2 separate regions of the Homo sapiens genome follow, and region 1 is linked to region 2. Evidence: chromatin loops called from intact Hi-C (ENCODE). Cell type or tissue: A673. All regions are shown on one strand. Each heading gives the region's core, and the rest is flanking DNA. Links, peaks and the distances in the headings are about the cores only.

Evidence for each region. Hi-C counts contacts between places; a loop is a spot of excess contacts. Peaks named below come from ENCODE experiments on the same cell type or tissue, not always from the same donor. Only the 100,000 strongest peaks of a DNase experiment are listed, where the experiment ranks them.
Region 1: a loop joins it to region 2, with 4 times the contacts of the local background. A loop is called at or near these places in 4 of 110 quality-filtered maps.

The regions. Positions count from the first base shown.
Region 1 is chr11:65,200,565-65,208,887 of GRCh38, reverse strand. CAPN1 (calpain 1) reads right to left here. Exons shown (of 22, transcript NM_005186.4): 11 at 4,030-4,205; 12 at 3,167-3,178; 13 at 2,214-2,425; 14 at 2,069-2,108; 15 at 768-833; 16 at 626-683. Among named protein-coding and RNA genes, the nearest start is that of CAPN1, 23 kb to the right of the region's middle. RefSeq lists enhancers at 3,709-3,898, 3,940-4,927. In A673, for the core only: a CTCF peak has its summit at 3,940 (motif pointing left); a DNase peak (open chromatin) is centred at 3,907.
Region 2 is chr11:65,506,005-65,514,327 of GRCh38, reverse strand. MALAT1 (metastasis associated lung adenocarcinoma transcript 1) reads right to left here. Exons shown (of 1, transcript NR_002819.5): 1 at 7,812-8,323. It also overlaps TALAM1 and MASCRNA. Among named protein-coding and RNA genes, the nearest start is that of MALAT1, 11 kb to the right of the region's middle. RefSeq lists enhancers at 6,467-6,536, 6,253-6,934, 6,647-6,956, 7,457-7,556. In A673, for the core only: a CTCF peak has its summit at 3,379 (motif pointing right); DNase peaks (open chromatin) are centred at 3,377, 5,847, 6,597, 7,017 and 1 weaker place; H3K4me3 peaks cover 1,832 bases; H3K27ac peaks cover 2,836 bases.

The DNA of each region.
Region 1 (8,323 bases), core at 41-8,040, 310 kb after region 2:
AAGCCAGTCACGTGGTGTTCCCCAAGCCACTCAGCCTGGCCCAGGAGGCTCTGGGAGGAAAGGTAGACTTTTCTTTGGCACTAAGGTGCTGCTCCTGCTTTTTTTTTTGAGACAGGGTCTTGCTCTGTTGCCCAGGCTGGAGTGCACTGATGTGATCACAGCTCACTGCAGCCTTAACCTCCCTGGTCTCAAGCCATCCTCCCAACTCAGCCTCCTGAGTAGCTGGGACTATAGGTGCATGCCACCACGCCCAGCTAATTTTTGTACTTTTTTGCAGAGACAGGGTCTCTCCATATTGTCCAGGCTGGTGTTGAACTCCTGGGCTGAAGCGACTCCTGCCTCGGCCTCCCAGAGTGTTGGGACTACAGGTGTGAGCCACTGTGCCTGGCCAGGCTGCGCTGCTAATCCCACAAAGGCACAGCACCCGAGCACAGGGATTATCAGGATGGCAGGTCAGGAGGAGGAGTATGGGATGGAAATGGCAGGGAACTGGGCTCAGAAAAACTGGAGGATTCCCCGACTCATGCAGACCAAGGGATGAGGTTCAGCTCAATGTGTGAGCAGGAGCCTGGATTCTGATGTGGAAGAAATGGTGGGGTGGTGGGACAGCCCCGCGGGGACTCACGTTTGCTGATGATCCTATTGAGGATTGTCCGCAACTCCTTCACGCTGATCTCCATGTCCTGGGGAGAGAGAGGAGGTGGCACCTGCCCCAGGAGAGGGCTGCCCCTCACAGGCCCCTCCCAACCTGCCATGCCCCAACCTACCTCCCCTGCCAGCTGCCTGAAGAGGGCCTTGAAGTTCTCGTCAATCTCCTCTTCTGAGAGCACTTGCTGGACCGAGAAGGGGAGAAAGCAGGTAAGAGAGGCCCCGGCCCTGCCCGTGTGGAGGCAGCTGGAGGGAGGGCTGAGGTCACATATCTGCTACAAGTCACTTCGCTTCTCTGAGCCTCACTTTTCTTTTCTTTTCTTTTTGAGATGGAGTTTCACTCTGTCACCCAGGCTGGAGTACAGTGGCGTGATCTCAGCTCACTGCAACCTCCGCCTCCCGGGCTCAAGCCATTCTCCCTGCCTCAGCCTCCTGAGTAGCTGGGATTAAAGGTGCCCACCACCATGCCCGGCTAATTTTTGTATTTTTAGTAGAGACGGGGTTTTGCCATGTTGGCCAGGCTGGTCTCAAACTCCCGACCTCAGGTTATCCGCCCGCCTCAACCTCCCAAAGTGCTAGGATTACAGGCGTGAGCCACTGAGCCCGGCTTGAGTCTCACTTTTCTAATCTGAAAAGGGAATCTCGTTCCTGCCCTGCCCTGCCCCGCCCCATATCCAGCACTCATGTGACCTAAATGAAGGGGATGCTGTTCAGCTCAGTGAGTAAAAGGCAAGAGTTTGGGCCAGGTGCGGTGGCTCACACCTGTAATCCTAGCACTTTGTGAGGCCGAGGTGGGTGGATCACTTGAAGTCAGGAGTTTGAAACCAGCCTGACCAAAATGGCAAAACCCCGTCTCTACTAAAAATACAAAAATTAGCCAGGTGTGGTAACGTGCGCCTGTAATCCCAGCTACTCAGGAGGCTGAGGCAGGAGAATCACCTGAACCCAGGAGACGGAGGTTGCAGTGAGCCGAGATCACGCCATTGCACTCCAGCCTGGGTGACAGAGTGAGACTCTCTCAAAAAAAAAAAAAAAAAAAAGGCAAGAGTTTGGATCCCTACTGTATGGCCTCAGGCAAGTTCCCTAACCTCTGTGAACCTGAATTTCCCATTCAGAGGAGGTATGGTAACAAGACCCGGACAGGGTTGATGTGGGGAGGAAATGAGGTAACACAGGTGAAGTGCTCAGCACAAACCCGCCACCGGGTGAGAGCTCAGGGCCTGTGCCATTAGTATCACAGGTCCTCTGCAAACTGTAAAGTGCTGGGCGGATGAGGGATTAGCACTACTCCTATGGCTTCCACCAGGAGGGGATCTTCCCTGTTAGCAGGAACTCAGGGGACAGGACACCTGGGTCCCCATCACACACCCAGGGGTGAGGAAGAGAGGAGGACGGGGCCTGGTGGGGTGGGACCACGCACCTCATCGGGGAGATTGGCCTGGATCTGGTCATCCAGCTCCCTGCAGAGAGTGGGGAGGAAAGGAGCCAGTCAGAGGGGGACAGCAGAGGGCCTGAGAGGGGAGGCTGGGAGAGGGGAGAGTGGCAGGGGCCAGTCCATGACTCACACAGTCCCAGCACTCTTCTCTGAGAAGAAGCGCAGCACGAAGTCGCCCTCCTTGTTGGGCTCGAAGGTGGAGGGCACCACCACATACTCCCCGGGTGGCAGGCGGAAGCGGGTGCTGACCTCTCGCAGGTTGATGAACTGCTCTGAGCGCGCCCGAGACGCATTGGCCAGGAAGAAGTCACGCTTCAAGTGTACGGCCGGCTGGCCCACCAGCTGGTGGGAGGGAGGAGGGAGCAGGGCTGCAGCTGCCCACTCAGCCCACCCTCAGGGGCCACCCCCAGACCCAGACTCCAGGCTCCTTGTCCTGGCCAAGGGGCTGGAGAGCTGGGGCATGGCTCACTCACAGCCTGTGTGACCCTAACAAGACATTTTGCCTCAGTTTCCTCATCTGTAAAATGTAACAACCCTACTCACTGCAGAGGGTAGAGGAGAGGAGCACCGGATTGCAGATTAGGCATGTGTTTCAATAACACTGTCATTATTATCACTGGGAGCTTTCCCCAGGTCAGGTACTGCAGGGTACTCGGCACCTCATTTGCTGTTCTGCTGTTACACCCATTTTACAGACACAAACACAGGCTCGGAGCTTAAGCAACTGCTCAAGGGTACAGAACTCTCAGCCTGTCTAATGCCCTGCTCCTGACATTGCTGGACCGCCCTAGTTGGCACTTACTTGGTGTAGATGGCAAGGCAGGAAAAGCCTCATGTGTACATGTCAGACAGGGGCTCTGAGGACCAGGGCTCAAATCCAGCTCCCTCACTGACTACCTGTGCTGACCCTCAGGAGAGCAATGTTTGCTCTGCCCACTGAACAGGTGGGGAGAAGCATTTTTCAAGCAGTGAAACAAGGTGACTTCTTAGCTCTCCAGGCCAGGGTGGGTTTGCCACTGGGTTGCTCCCCTCTGGCACCATCAGGGGTGTGTGACTGCAGGTGGGTCATGGTGCCACACCTACCTCCGGAGGGACCTGCAATAGAGAGACAGGGGAAGTCAGAGATGTGTGTTTGTCCCAGGGCGGGGTCACAGTGCATGCTGGGCAGAGGTCTTGAGTTCTTAGACGGGACTGATGGGATAAGGAGGCAGAAGGCAGGGCCCTGGGGACCCAGATCTGGTCCCTGCACCACAGCAGGGCCCCAGGAGGGAGGGCTCAGGCAGGGTCCTCTTGGTCCTGGGAATGCTTGCCCTAGGACTCCATTCTGAGTCAGAGGCTCCAGGCCAGCCCCCGGGGTGGCCAACTGCAATGTTCCAAAGCCCAGGGACAGGAAAGGGCCACCGCAGGCTGCTGCCAGGGGGTTTGGGTGTGGGCCAAGACTGCGACCAGGGAGGTCCAGAAGTTTCTCTCCCTGTCTTGAGGGCAGTGTGTGAAGCAGGGCAGATACAGGGCAAGAGCAAGGAGTTCTAATCCCAGAGCGACTGGCACAGCCTCACCTTGGCCGACAGGCCCTCCCTATCCCCTATCTTTCCCCTGCCAGCTTCTGCTCACAGCTTCCAAGACGGAGGGCTCAGTACTCCCAGGCATCAGCTGAGCCAGCTCCCTCCTCCAAGAGCAGCAGGCCGCCCTCTAAGCGTGAGGTGAATCCCAGAATCTCCCTTCCCTGAGCCAACCCCCTTCCTCTCTTTCGGCCAGAGGGCCTCAGCAGGTGCCTCCTGGAGGCTGAGATTTCCCAGCCCTCAGGATGGTGGGGGGAGTGGAGGGGAATTTGTGGGGAAGGGCATGGTCCCTGGCGCCCCCTGGTGGAAGCCCGCCTGCACTGCGGGTCGGGGGCGCCAGGTCCTCTGCCTGCTCAGTGAGATCCACCGGTGATCCACCCTCCTGACCTCGTAGACCGCGAAGCCAATAGTCTCCATGTCGCGGCCGAAGCGGCGCTCGCGGCGACGGTGCTTCTGCATAAGGGCGAGCACGAAGCTGCAGCCTGACTCGCGGTCCCCGTAGTCGTCCGGGTCATCCGTCTCATCCAGCCGGATCTTGAACTGAGGGTTCACCCAGAAGGTGGCTGCGGGCAGGTGAGGAGGCGGGGATCAGAGGCAGGGCGGGGCAGAGCCAATTGGCCCCCAAGCCTCCTCAGCACGTCCCTGTGCACGCATTCATTCATTCAACAAATATTATTGAGCACCTGGAACATGCAGGGTGATGGGCAGGCTGGGCCAGGCTCGGTCCATGCCCTCACGGCCTGCATTTGGAAACTAGAGGCTTAAGTCTGAGCAAGTCCGTTAGGTTAGCGAGCAGAGCAACTGCAAAAAAAAGCAAGCAGGAGTAGATCAGAGTAGGGGACCTATGCGCTGAGACCCGAAGGGGCTGCCCTGGGAAGCTGCTGAGAAGCAGAAGCCAGGCGGAGGGCACCCCAGAGCAGAGGTGAGGAAGGGCCCCACGCATCTGCGGACAGGGAGCACTTACGGAGGCTCTAGGAAACACGGAGACCCAGGGAGGCCGCAGAGCTCCCAGGAGCCGGCCAGGGACTAGGGCGTGTGGACTGAAGCAAAGGGTAAGAACCCTCCCACAGCTTGCAGCGAGGAGGCATGTGACTGCATTAGGACTCTAAAAGGTGGCTCGAGTGCTGCGTGGACAACAGCTTAGAAGAAGGCAAGAGAAAAAGCAGGGGTCCGACAGGAGGCCACAGCCAGCCAGCAAGGGAAGGCAGGGGCTTGCATTTCTGGCAGTTGGGTGATTTTGCTGCCTAAAGAACCTTCTTGACTAAAACAACCCAGTGCGGGATAGAACGGTAAACTGCAAAACTTATTTTTAAAGGCACTAATAAGCCACTGCATCCCCTGCCCTCCATTGACAATAATAATAATAATAATAAAGATAATAACAACTTGGGTGAGGATGTGGAGGGATGGGAACCTCACAGGATGCCGGTGGGAATGTAAAATGTTGCAGCTGCTCCGAAGAACATTCTGGCACTTTCTCAAAAGGTTAAACACAGAGCTTCATATGACCCAGAAATTCCACTCCAAGCTCTATACCCAAGAGAAATGAAAACGTGTCCATGCAAAGCCTTGTTCATAAGAGTGTGGCAGGGCGCGGTGGCTCACACCTGTAATCCCAGCGCTTTGGGAGGCCCAGGCAGACGGATCACTTGAGGTCAGGAGTTTTGAGACCAGCCTGGACAATATGGTGAAACTCCACCTCTACTAAAAATACAAAAATTAGCTGGGCATGGTGGCCCATGCCTGTAGTCCCAGCTACTTGGGAGGCTGAGGCAGGAGAATCGCTTAAACCTGGGAGGCGGAGGTTGCAGTGAGCTGAGATCGTGCCACAGCACTCCAGCCTGGGCGACAGAGTAAGATTCAGTTTCAAAAACAAACAACCCACAAAACTAGCTGGGCGTGGTGGCACATGCCTGTAATCCCAGCTACTCAGGAGGCTGAGGTAGGAGAATCGCTTGAACCCAGAGGCAGAGGTAGCAGTGAGCCGAGATCGTGCCACTGCACTCCAGCCTGGGCAAGAGAGCAAGATTCCATTTAAAAAAAAAAAGAGAGAATGTTAATGGCTGCATTATTTATAACAGCTGAGTGGATGAAACTACCCAATTATCCATCAACTGAAGAGTGAATATACAAAATATGGAGCCAAACAATGGGATATTATTTGGCAACAAAGAGGAACAACATTCTGATCCATGCTACAACATGGAGGAACCTTGCAAACATTATGCTAAATGAAAAAGGCCAGCCACAAAGGACCATGTATTATATGATCCTGTTCACATGAAATATCCCAGTAGGCAAATCCATAGAGATAAGAAGTAGATTTGTGGTTGCCAGGGCTGCTGGGAGGGCTGGGGAGTCATGGCTAAGGAGTACCTCATTTGTTTTTGGGATAATGAAATGTTCTAAAATTGATGTGGTGATGGTTGCACAACTCTGTGAATATACTTTAAATAGTATATTTAAATTGTATATTTAATAGTATATTTAAATCGTAATATATGGCCAGGTGCAGTGGCTCACACCTGTAATCCCAGCACTTTGGGAGGCTGAGGCAGCTGGATCACCTAAGGTCAGGAGTTTGAGACCAGCCTGGCCAACGTGGTGAAACCCCGTCTGTACTAAAAATGCAAAAATTAGGTGGCCATGGTGGCAGGTGCCTGTAATCCCAGCTACCTGGAAGGCTGAGGTAGGAGAATTGCGTGAACCCAGGAGACAGAGGTTGCAGTGAGCCGAGATCTGGCCACTGCACTCCAGCCTGGGTGACAGAGCGAGACTCCATCTCAATAAACAAACAAACAAACAAATAAATAAATAAATAAAATCGTAATATACTTCAGTACATTTAAATTGTATATTTAATAGTATATTTAAATTGCAACTTTAAATAGGTGACTTGTATGGTATGTGAATTAAGTATCAATAAAGATATTTTTAAAAAATAGAAAGTAGGAACCCTGCAAGGTAAATAATGCTAAAGGGCTTCTGTAGACCCCTGAACCCCAGGGTATAGAAGCAGATGATAAACATCTACCTGAGGTAGAGAATCCAACAGGAAGTTCCTGCAATTAAACTGGAACCCCCGTCAGGAATGTCAGCAATGAAGTATGAAAGAAAATTAGGCTGGGCGCAGTGGCTCACGCCTGTAATCCCAGCACTGTGGGAGGCCGAGGCGGGTGGATCATTTGAGGTCAGGAGTTTGAGACCAGCCTGGCCAACATGGTAAAACCCATTCTCTACTGAAAAAATACAGAAATTAGCCAGGCATGGTGGTGGGCACCTGTAGTCCCACTTACTCGGGAGGATGAGGCAGGAAAATCGCTTGAACCCGGGAGGTGGAGGTTGCAGTGAGCCAAGATCATGCCACTGCACTCCAGCCTGGGCAACAGACCAAGACCGTGTCTCAAAAAAAAAAAAACAAAAACAAAAGCCGGGCGCGGTGGCTCACGCCTGTAATCCCAGCACTTTGGGAGGCCGAGACGGGCGGATCACGAGGTCAGGAGATCGAGACCATCCTGGCTAACACGGTGAAACCCCGTCTCTACTAAAAATACAAAAAAATTAGCCGGGCGTGGTGGCAGGTGCCTGTAGTCCCAGCTACTCGGGAGGCTGAGGCAGGAGAATGGCATGAACCTGGGAGGCGGAGCTTGCAGTGAGCCGAGATCGCGCCACTGCACTCAAGCCTGGGCGACAGAGCGAGACTCCGTCTCAAAAACAAAAAAAAAGAAAGAAAGAAAATTAAACCTCCCTGGAGGGAAGGAAAAAATAACCTCAAGCCAGGCTTCACATGACCTTTCAGTTTTAATTCACACTGCCTGTGAAACCTTAAGAAGATAATTTAGTCTTAAAAGCGTCCTGCACCAGGCACAGTGGCTGATGGACTGTAATCCCAGTGTTTTGGGAGACCGAGGTGGGAGGACTGCTTGAGCCCAGGAGTTCAAGACCAGCCTGGGCAACATAGGGAGACCCCATCACTACAAAAAGTAAGAAAATGAGCCAGACGACCAGGCGTGGTGGCTCACACCTGTAATCTCAGCACTTTGGGAGGCCAAGATGGGCGGATCATGAGGTCAGGAGATCAAGACCATCCTGGCTAACATGGTGAAACCCCATCTCTACTAAAAACACAAAAAATTACCCGGGCGTGGTGGTGGGCACCTGTAGTCCCAGCTACTGGGGAGGCTGAGGCAGGAGAATGGCACGAACCCGGGAGAAGGAGCTTGCAGTGAGCTGAGATTGCGCCACTGCACTCCAGCCTGGGTGACAGAGCCAGACTCCGTCTCAAAAAAAAAAAAAAAAAAAAAAAAAAAAAAGCCAGGCATGGTGGCATGGATCTGTAGTCCCAGGTAAATCAGGAGGCTGAGGTGGGAGGATCACTTGAGCCCAGGAGTTCAACACCAGCCTAGCCAACCTAGCAAGACCCCATCTCTCCAAAAAATGTAAGAAGTTAGCTGGGCGTGTGGTGTGTGTCTCTATCATAGTCCCAGCTACTTGGGAGGATAGTTTGAGCCCAGAAGGCTGAGGCTGCAGTGAGCTATGATTGCACCACTGCACTCCAACCTGGGTGACAGAATGAGACACTGTCTCAAAAAAAGAACAAGGCGGCCGGGCACGGTGGCTCACACCTGTAATCCCAGCACTTTGGGAGACCAAGGTGGGTGGATCACGAGGTCAGGAGTTC
Region 2 (8,323 bases), core at 101-8,100:
GCCACGTACATTTTTTTTTTTTTTTTTTTTTGAGACAGAGTCTCCCTTTGTCGCTCAGGCTGGAGTGCAGTGGCACAATCTCGGCTCACTGCAAGCTCTGCCTCCCGGGTTTATGCCATTCTCTTGCCTCAGCCTCTCAAGTAGCTGGGACTACAGGCGCCCGCCACCACGCCCGGCTAATTTTTTGTATTATTTTTAGTAGAGACGGGGTTTCACCATGTTAGCCAGGATGGTCTTGATCTTCTGACCTCGTGATCAGCCCGCCTCGGCCTCCCAAAGTGCTGGGATTACAGGCATGAGCCACCGCGCCCGGCCTGGGCCATGTGCATTTTTATATTAAGCTTTTTATTAAGTAAACATTTGTAACAATAAAAATTTAAAAAAAGAGATTTAAAACTTCTACTCCTCAAAGACACTGTTACAAAAAAATGAAAAGAAAGACACATATTGGGATAAAACTTTTGCAAAACATATATCTAAACATAAAACAGGCCACGGGCAGCGGCTCATGCCTGTAATCCCAACACTTTGGGAGACCAAGGCAGGCAGATCTCTTGAGGTCAGGAGTTTGAGACCAGCCTGGCCGACATTGTGAAACCCTGTCTCTACTAAAAATACAAAAATTAGTGGGGTGTGGTGGTGCATGCCTGTAATCCCAGCCACTTGGGAGGCTGAGGCAGGAGAATTGCTTGAACCCGGGAGGCAGAGGTTGCAGTGAGCTGAGATTGCACCACTGCACTCCAGCCTGGGCGACAGAGCGAGACTCCGTCTCAAAAAATACAAAATAAATAATAAACATACAACAGAAGTAAAAAAAGAAAAAAAATCTGACAAGGGACTTCTATCTCGAATATGTAAAAGCCCTTACAACTCAACAAAAGATAAAAATGCCAACAACAATGGCAAGAAAAAAAAAACACAAAATGGCTGGGCACGGTGGCTCACACCTTTGGGAGGCCGTGGTGGGTGGATCATTTGAGGTCAGGAGTTCAAGACCAGCCTGACCAACCTGGTGAAACCCGGTCTCTACTAAAAAAACAAAAATTAGCCGGGCGTGGTGGGGCGCTCCTTCAATCCCAGGTACTTGGGAGGCTGAGGCAGGAGAATCGCTTGAACCTGGGAGGTGGAGGTTGCAGTGAACCGAGATCGCAACACTGCACTCTAGCCTGGGCGACAGACGGAGACTCCGTCTTAAAAAGAAAAGAAAAGAAAAGAAAAGAAAAGAGAAAAACACAACACAAATGAACAGACACTTCACCAAAGAAGATACGCAACTGTGGCCAGGCGAGGCGGCTCACACCTGTAATCTCAGCACTTTGGAAGGCTGAGGCGGGAGGATCACTCGAGCTCAGGAGTTCCAGACCATCCTGGGCAACATGGAGAGACCCCATCTCTACTAAAAATAAAAAAATTAAGGCCGGGTGCGGTGGATCACACCTGTAATCCCAGCACTTTGGTAGGCCAAGGCGGGCAGACCACCTGAGGTCAGGAGTTAGAGACCAGCCTGACCAAAATGGAGAAAACCCATCTCTACTAAAAATACAAAATTAGCCTAGCATGGTGGTGCATGCCTGTAATCCTAGCTAATCAGGAGGCTGAGGCAAGAGAATTGCTTGAACTGGGGAGGTGGAGGTTGCAGTGAGCCAAGATCGTGCCATTGCATTCCAGCCTGGGCAACAAGAGTGAAACTCCATCTAAAAAAAAAATTAGCTAGGCATGGTGGTATGCACCTGTATGGTTCCAGCTACTTGGGAGGCTCAGGTGGGAGGCTGGCTTGAGCTCAGGAGGCAGAGGCTGCAGTAAGCTGAGATCCTGCCACTGAACTGCGGCCTGAGCAACAGCGACAAAGTGAGACCATGTCCCAAAACAAAACAAAAAACACCAGTGCTGGGTGCAGTGGGTCACACCTGTAATCCCACTTTGGGAGGCTGAGGTGGGAGGATCCCTTGAGTCCAGGAGTTCAAGACCAGCCTGGATAACAAAGCAAGACACAATCTCTTTTTTGTTGTTGTTGTTTTTTGAGACAGAGTCTTGCTCTGTTGTCCAGGCTGGAGTGCAGTGGTGCGATCTCGGCCTAATGTAGCCTCCACCTCCTGGGTTCAAGCAATGCCTCAGCCTCCCAAATAGCTGGGATTACAGGAGCCAGCCACCACGCCTGGCTAATTTTTGTATATTTTTGGTCTTGCTGTGTTGGCCATGTTGGTCTCAAACTCTTGGCCTCAAGAGATCCACCCTCTGCAGCCTTCCAAAGTACTTGGATTACCGGCGTGAGCCACCATGCCCAGCCACTCTTAATTTTTATTTTTTTTTAAACAGAGTCTCACTCTGGTACCCAGGCTGGAGTGCAGTGACGTGATCTCTACCTCCTGGGTTCAAGTGATTCTCATGTCTCAGCCTCCCGAATAGCTGGGATTACAGATGTGTGCCACTACGCCCAGCTAATTTTTTTGTATTTTTAGTAGAAACAAGGTTTTACCACATTGGCCAGGCTGGTCTCAAACCCCTGACTTCAAGTGTTCTGTCCATTTTGGCCTCCCAAAGTGCTGGGGTTACAGGCGTGAGCCACTGAGACTGGCCTTAATTTTTTTTTTTTTTTTTTTTTGAGATGGAATCTCACTGTTGGCCAGGCTGGAGTGCAATGGCATGATCTCGGCTCACTGCAATCTCTGCCTCGCTGGTTCAAGCAATTCTCCTGCCTCAGCCTCCCGAGTACCTGGGATTACAGGCATGTGCCATCACACTCAGATAATTTTTTTTTAACTTTAAGTCCTGGGATACATGTGTCGAATGTGAGGTTTGTAACATTTTTGTATTTTTGGTAGAGACGAGGAGGTTTCTCCATATTGACTAGGCTGGTCTCGAACTCCTAACCTCAGGTGATCCACCCTCCTCGGCCTCCCAAAGTGCTGGGATTACAGGCATGAGCCACCGCGCCCAGCCCTCAGCCAATATTTTTAAAAATAATTTCATGGTATATCCACACAAGGGAGTATTACTCAGCAATAAAAATGCTTGTTGAGACGGGTGCAGTGGCTCACGCCTGTAATCCCAGCACTTTGGTAGGCTGAGGCAGGTGGATCACCTGAGGTCAGGAGTTCGAGATCAGCCTGGCCAACATGGTGAAACCCTGTCTCTACTAAAAATACAAAAATTAGCCGGGCGTGGTGGTGGGAGCCTGTAATCCCAGCTACTCAGGAGGCTGAGACAGGAGAATTGCTTGAACCCAGGAGGCGGAGGTTGCAGTGAGTGAAGATGGCACCGCTGCATTCCAGCCTGGGTGACAGAGTGAGACTCAGTCTCAAAAAAAAAAAAAAAGTTTGTTGAACAAGTGTATTACAATGTATTCCAAAGCTAACGCATGCAATGCCCAATTTGTTCACTAGATGGCAGCAAGAGCCAAGTCATTTCTAGTTGCTTCCAGGTGGGTCTACTGTGGCTACTCTTGCTTGTCACAGTAAACTGACAGAGCACTGTCCCCAATTAAAGATAGGAAAACAGAGGCGTAAAGAACACTGCTTTGTCAGAGCCAGGTTTCTGGTCTTCCAAATCAACAACCCATGAATGAGAACCCTCCCAGATCTCTTCCCCACACTGTTCCCTTCCCCTAAGTCTGGTAATTTCATCCATTTCCTGAAGTCAGAAGTACTCGGCCCGGGCCAGGTGCAGTGGCTCAAGTCTGTAATCCCAGCACTTTGGAAAGCCGAGGGAGGCGGATCACCTGAGTTCAGGAGTTCGAAACCAGCCTGGCCAACATGGCGGACACCCCCGTCTCTACTAAAAATACAAAAATTAGCTGGGCACCGTCGTGAGTGCCTGTAATCCCAGCTACTCAAGAGGCTGAGGCAGGAGAATAGCGTGAACCTGGGAGGTAGAGGTTGCAGTGAGCTGAGATCGCGCCATTGCACTCCAGCCTGGGCGACAGAACAAGACGCCGTCTCAAAAATAAATAAATAAATAAATAAATAAAATAAAATAAAAATGCAAAAATTAGGCCAGGAGTGGTGGCTCAAGCCTGTAATCCCAGCACTTTGGGAGGCTGAGGCGGGTGGATCACCTGAGGTCGGGAGTTCCAGACCAGCCTGACCAATATGGAGAGACCGCGTCTCTACTAAAAATACAAAACTAGACAGGTATGGTGGCGCATGCCTGTAATCCCAGCTGCTCAGGAGGCTGAGGCAGGAGAATTGCTTGAACCCGGGAGGCAGAGGTTGCAGTGAGCGGAGATCGCGCCATTGCACTCCAGCCTGGGGAACAAGAATGAAACTCCATCTCAAAAAAAAAAAAAACCCCAAACCAAACGAAAACAGCGGATCACGAGGTCAGGAGTTTGAGACCAGCCTGGACAATAGGGTGAAACCCTGTCTCTACTAAAAATACAAAAAAATTAGCCAGGTGTGGTGGCGCACAACTGTAGCCTCAGCTACTCCAGAGGCTGAGGCAGAAGAATTGCTTGAACCCAGGAGGTGGAGGTGGCAGGCAGTGAGCCGAGATTGCACCATTGCACTCCAGCCTGGGTGACAGAGCAAGACTGCTTCTCAAAAAAAAAAAAAAATTAGCCAGGTGTGGTGGCAGGTGTTCCTATAATCCCAGCTACCCCGGGGCTGAGATGGGAGGATCACTTGAGCCTGAGAGGCAGAGGTTGCAGTGAGCCGAGCCTAGATTGTGCCTCTGCATTCCAACCTGAGCTACAAAATGAGACCCTGTATCAAAAACAAAAACAAACCAAATCTCACACAGGTCCATACCAACCAGCCCCTGATCCTCGGTCTGAGGGGCTTGAGAGGGTAGGTTTTGGAGGGGTTGGGGAATGGTGGAGCTGCCCCTTGAACTCAGGATTATCAGGATGATGAAATCCAAAACTGTGGGCCGGGATCGGTGGCTCACACCTGTAATTTTAGCACTTTGGGAGGCCAAGGCAGGCAGATCGCTTGAGGTCGGGAGTTCCAGACTGGCCTGGCAAACATGGCGAAACTCTATCTCTACTAAAAATACAAAAATTAGCTGGGCGTTGTGGCGTGTGCCTGTAGTCTCAGCTACTCGGAAGGCAGAGGGAGGAGAATCGCTTGAACTGGGAGGTGGAGGTTGCAGTGAGCCGAGATTGCCCCACTGCACTCCAGCCTGGGCGACAGAGCGAGACTCCGTCTCAAAAAAAAAAAAAAAAAAGAAAAGAAAAGAAAAAAGAAAAAAAAAAGAAAAAACTGAGGTCCCTGTGTACAACTGGAGGAGTACATATGGGGAATGCCTAGGGCTTGTTTATATTATTAAGAGCAGTCGGCCGGGCGCGGTGGCTCATCCTTGTAATCCCAGCACTTCGGGAGGCCGAGGCGGGAGGATCACGACGTCAAGAGATCGAGACCATCCTGGCCAACATGGTGAAACCCCGCGTCTACTAAATATACAAAAATTAGCTGGGCGTGGTGGCGCGCCTGTAGTTCCAGCTAGTCGGAAGGTTGAGGCAGGAGAATCGCTTGAACTCAGGAGGCGGAGGTTGCAGTGAGCCGAGATCACACTACTGCACTCCAGCCTGGCGACAGAGGGAGACTCTGTTTCCAAAAAAAAAAAAAAAAGCGCAGTCCCCTTGACTTGGACAGGAGCTTTTGGGGAATTTATGCTCTCCATTTTGTGCTCAGAGGGTGGAAATGACTTCCGGCCTACTTTTCTGCCTCCTCCTGTTGCTGTGATCAGTGTCTGATCTTTACATTTTTCAATCCTGGAGAACTTCCTCAACTCCAGGAACTACGTAGCCCCTGGCGAATGCCCAGCTCCTACTCTTTTTTTTTTTTTTTTTTTTTTTAAGACGGAGTCTCGCTCTGTCGCCCAGGCTGGAGTGCAGTGGCCCGATCTCACCTCACGGCAAGCTCCGCCTCCCAGGTTCACGCCATTCTCCTGCCTCAGCCTCACGAGTAGCTAGGACTACAGGCGCCCTCCACCACGCCCAGCAAATTGTGTGTGTGTGTGTGTGTGTGTGTGTGTGTGTGTGTGTGTGTGTAGTAGAGACGGGGTTTCACCGTGTTAGCCAGGATGGTTTCAATCTCCTGACTTCGTGATCCGCCCGCCTCGGCCTCCCAAAGTGCTGGGATTACAGGCTTGAGCCACCGTGCCCAGCCTTTCTTCTTCTTTTTTTTTTTTTTTTGAGACAGTTTCGCTCTTGTTGCCCAGGCTGGAGTGCAGTGGCGCAATCTCAGCTCACTGCAACCTCCGCCTCCCGGGTCCAAGCGATTCTCCTACCTCAGCCTCTCGAATAGCTGGGGTTACAGACATACGCCACCACGCCCGGCTAATTTTGTATTTTTAGTAGAGATGGGGTTTCTCCATGTTGGTCAGGCTGGTCTCGAACTCCTGACCTCAGGTGATCTGCCCACCTCGGCCTCCCAAAGTCCTGGGATTATAGGCGTGAGCCACTGTGCGTGGCCCCCAATTCCTACTCGTACTCCTTTGCTCTCCAGTAAAGTATTTGTGCTTCCACAGAACCTTCTGCTTTGGAAAAACAGAGACCTTTCTCCATACGAAACTGACTGGGCATCAATTCAGAAGACACTTAAGCAACTTAGGAGAGCACCTAGCTCAGCTTCTTTCATAACCAGCGAGACAGATACCCCATCCCCCATTAGATCACTTCAAGGGAAGAGAAAGCTCCTGTGGCCAAGGCCTATACAGGCTGGGTAGGTTGGGGGTTGGTGTGCTGCTGACCTGCCGGGCCATTGCTTCATCTATCAGAACATTCTAGACATTGAAGAAACAGCAACATAGGGGTTGAAGTGTTGACTGACTAGGATTCAAACCTCAGCTCTGCTGCGTTGTCAAAAGGGGCCCAATCAGAGTCTACCTCTCCATTTGCAAAATGTAATACCATTAAAAAAAAAAAAAAAGGTAGTTCTGCTTCTGAGGCCCCTCCATTAGGCTAAGGGTGTGGCCAGTCACAGGTTCCCCAGGCTGGAAGATTCTTCAGACGTGGGTCCCTCTCTCTGGTAGGTCTGGGTTTACTAGAATGCATCTCAAACTCCAATAAGCAAGGTCTGACTTTTCAGGGAGATCTTAAGGGTAAGGAGGGCCAGGGAGGGTATTTCACCTGAGATCCCAGCCAGTCCTTCCAACAGCCAGATGCTGCTACTAATCCCACAGCACGTTCAAAGGGACAAAAGGGGACCAGTGACAACTGATTAAAGGAAAATGTGATCCTGAGTGACCCAGGACCTTGGGACTCTGAGGGGGAACCAAAGAGCTTAACTGGTTTAAAAACTTAAAAGGATCGGCCAGGCTTGGTGGCTCACACCTGTAATCCCAGCACTTTCAGAGGCCCAGGCGGGTGGATCACACGAGGTCAGGAGTTTGAGACCAGCCTGGCCAATATGGTAAAACCACGTCTCTAACTGAAAATACAAAAATTAGCCAGGCGTGGTGGTGTGCACCTGTAGTCCCAGCTACAGGGAGGGTGAAGCAGGACAACCACTTGGACCCCAGAAGTGGAGGTTGCAGTTTGCAGAGATCATGCCACTACACTCCAGCCTGGGGGACAAAGTGAGACTGTCTCAAAAAAACAAAAAAGAGAGCTTTCCAATGACACACACACCCCGCCCCATTTCTCCCCCAGCCCAGCTCACAGCCAATTACTAAATAGTGGAAAGGAGGCTACTTAAAAAGAAGTTCCCTATTTTCCTGTGGGGGTTACTGGGCTTTTTAGTAGGCCACTCACCCACTACCCTCGCACCAATCCCCCAAAGTCCGTACCCTACTTGAAGATTATGCTGTAATTATGGGTGCTGTGTTTATAGACCACAGATTTAACAGAACAAGCCCACAGAACACCCATCTTTTTTCCCCAATCAAGATTTTTTTATTCACAAAAGAACCACAACAATTTAGAGCTTCTCCATTTTTATTACACAAAATTGTTAAGTTTTCAGCAGTAGGGCTTCTCAAAACACCAGCTGCAGGCTATTACCTGAAAAAGACAAGGCAGTTATATTAGGTTCTCGTGTAAATATGAATATACAATCAAGTCAAGCTCCTGACAAATTATACATCAAGGATGTATATAGTTCAAAGATATTGTGCTGTTACCTCCCACCTCCCCAAAACTCCAAGAACTAGCACCTGCAGAGAAAAGGAGAAATACAGAAAGAGTCCTGAAGACAGATTAGTAGTCAAAGCAAAGACGCCGCAGGGATTTGAACCCCGTCCTGGAAACCAGGAGTGCCAACCACCAGCATCTTTTGCTTTTTTTTTTTTTAAGCTAGAAAAAGGCCAAAAAGCAAAACCTGAGAAAACAATACGTGTTGTTTTCTCAGGAAAAGAAAAACCTTCATGACCCTACTGAAGAGCA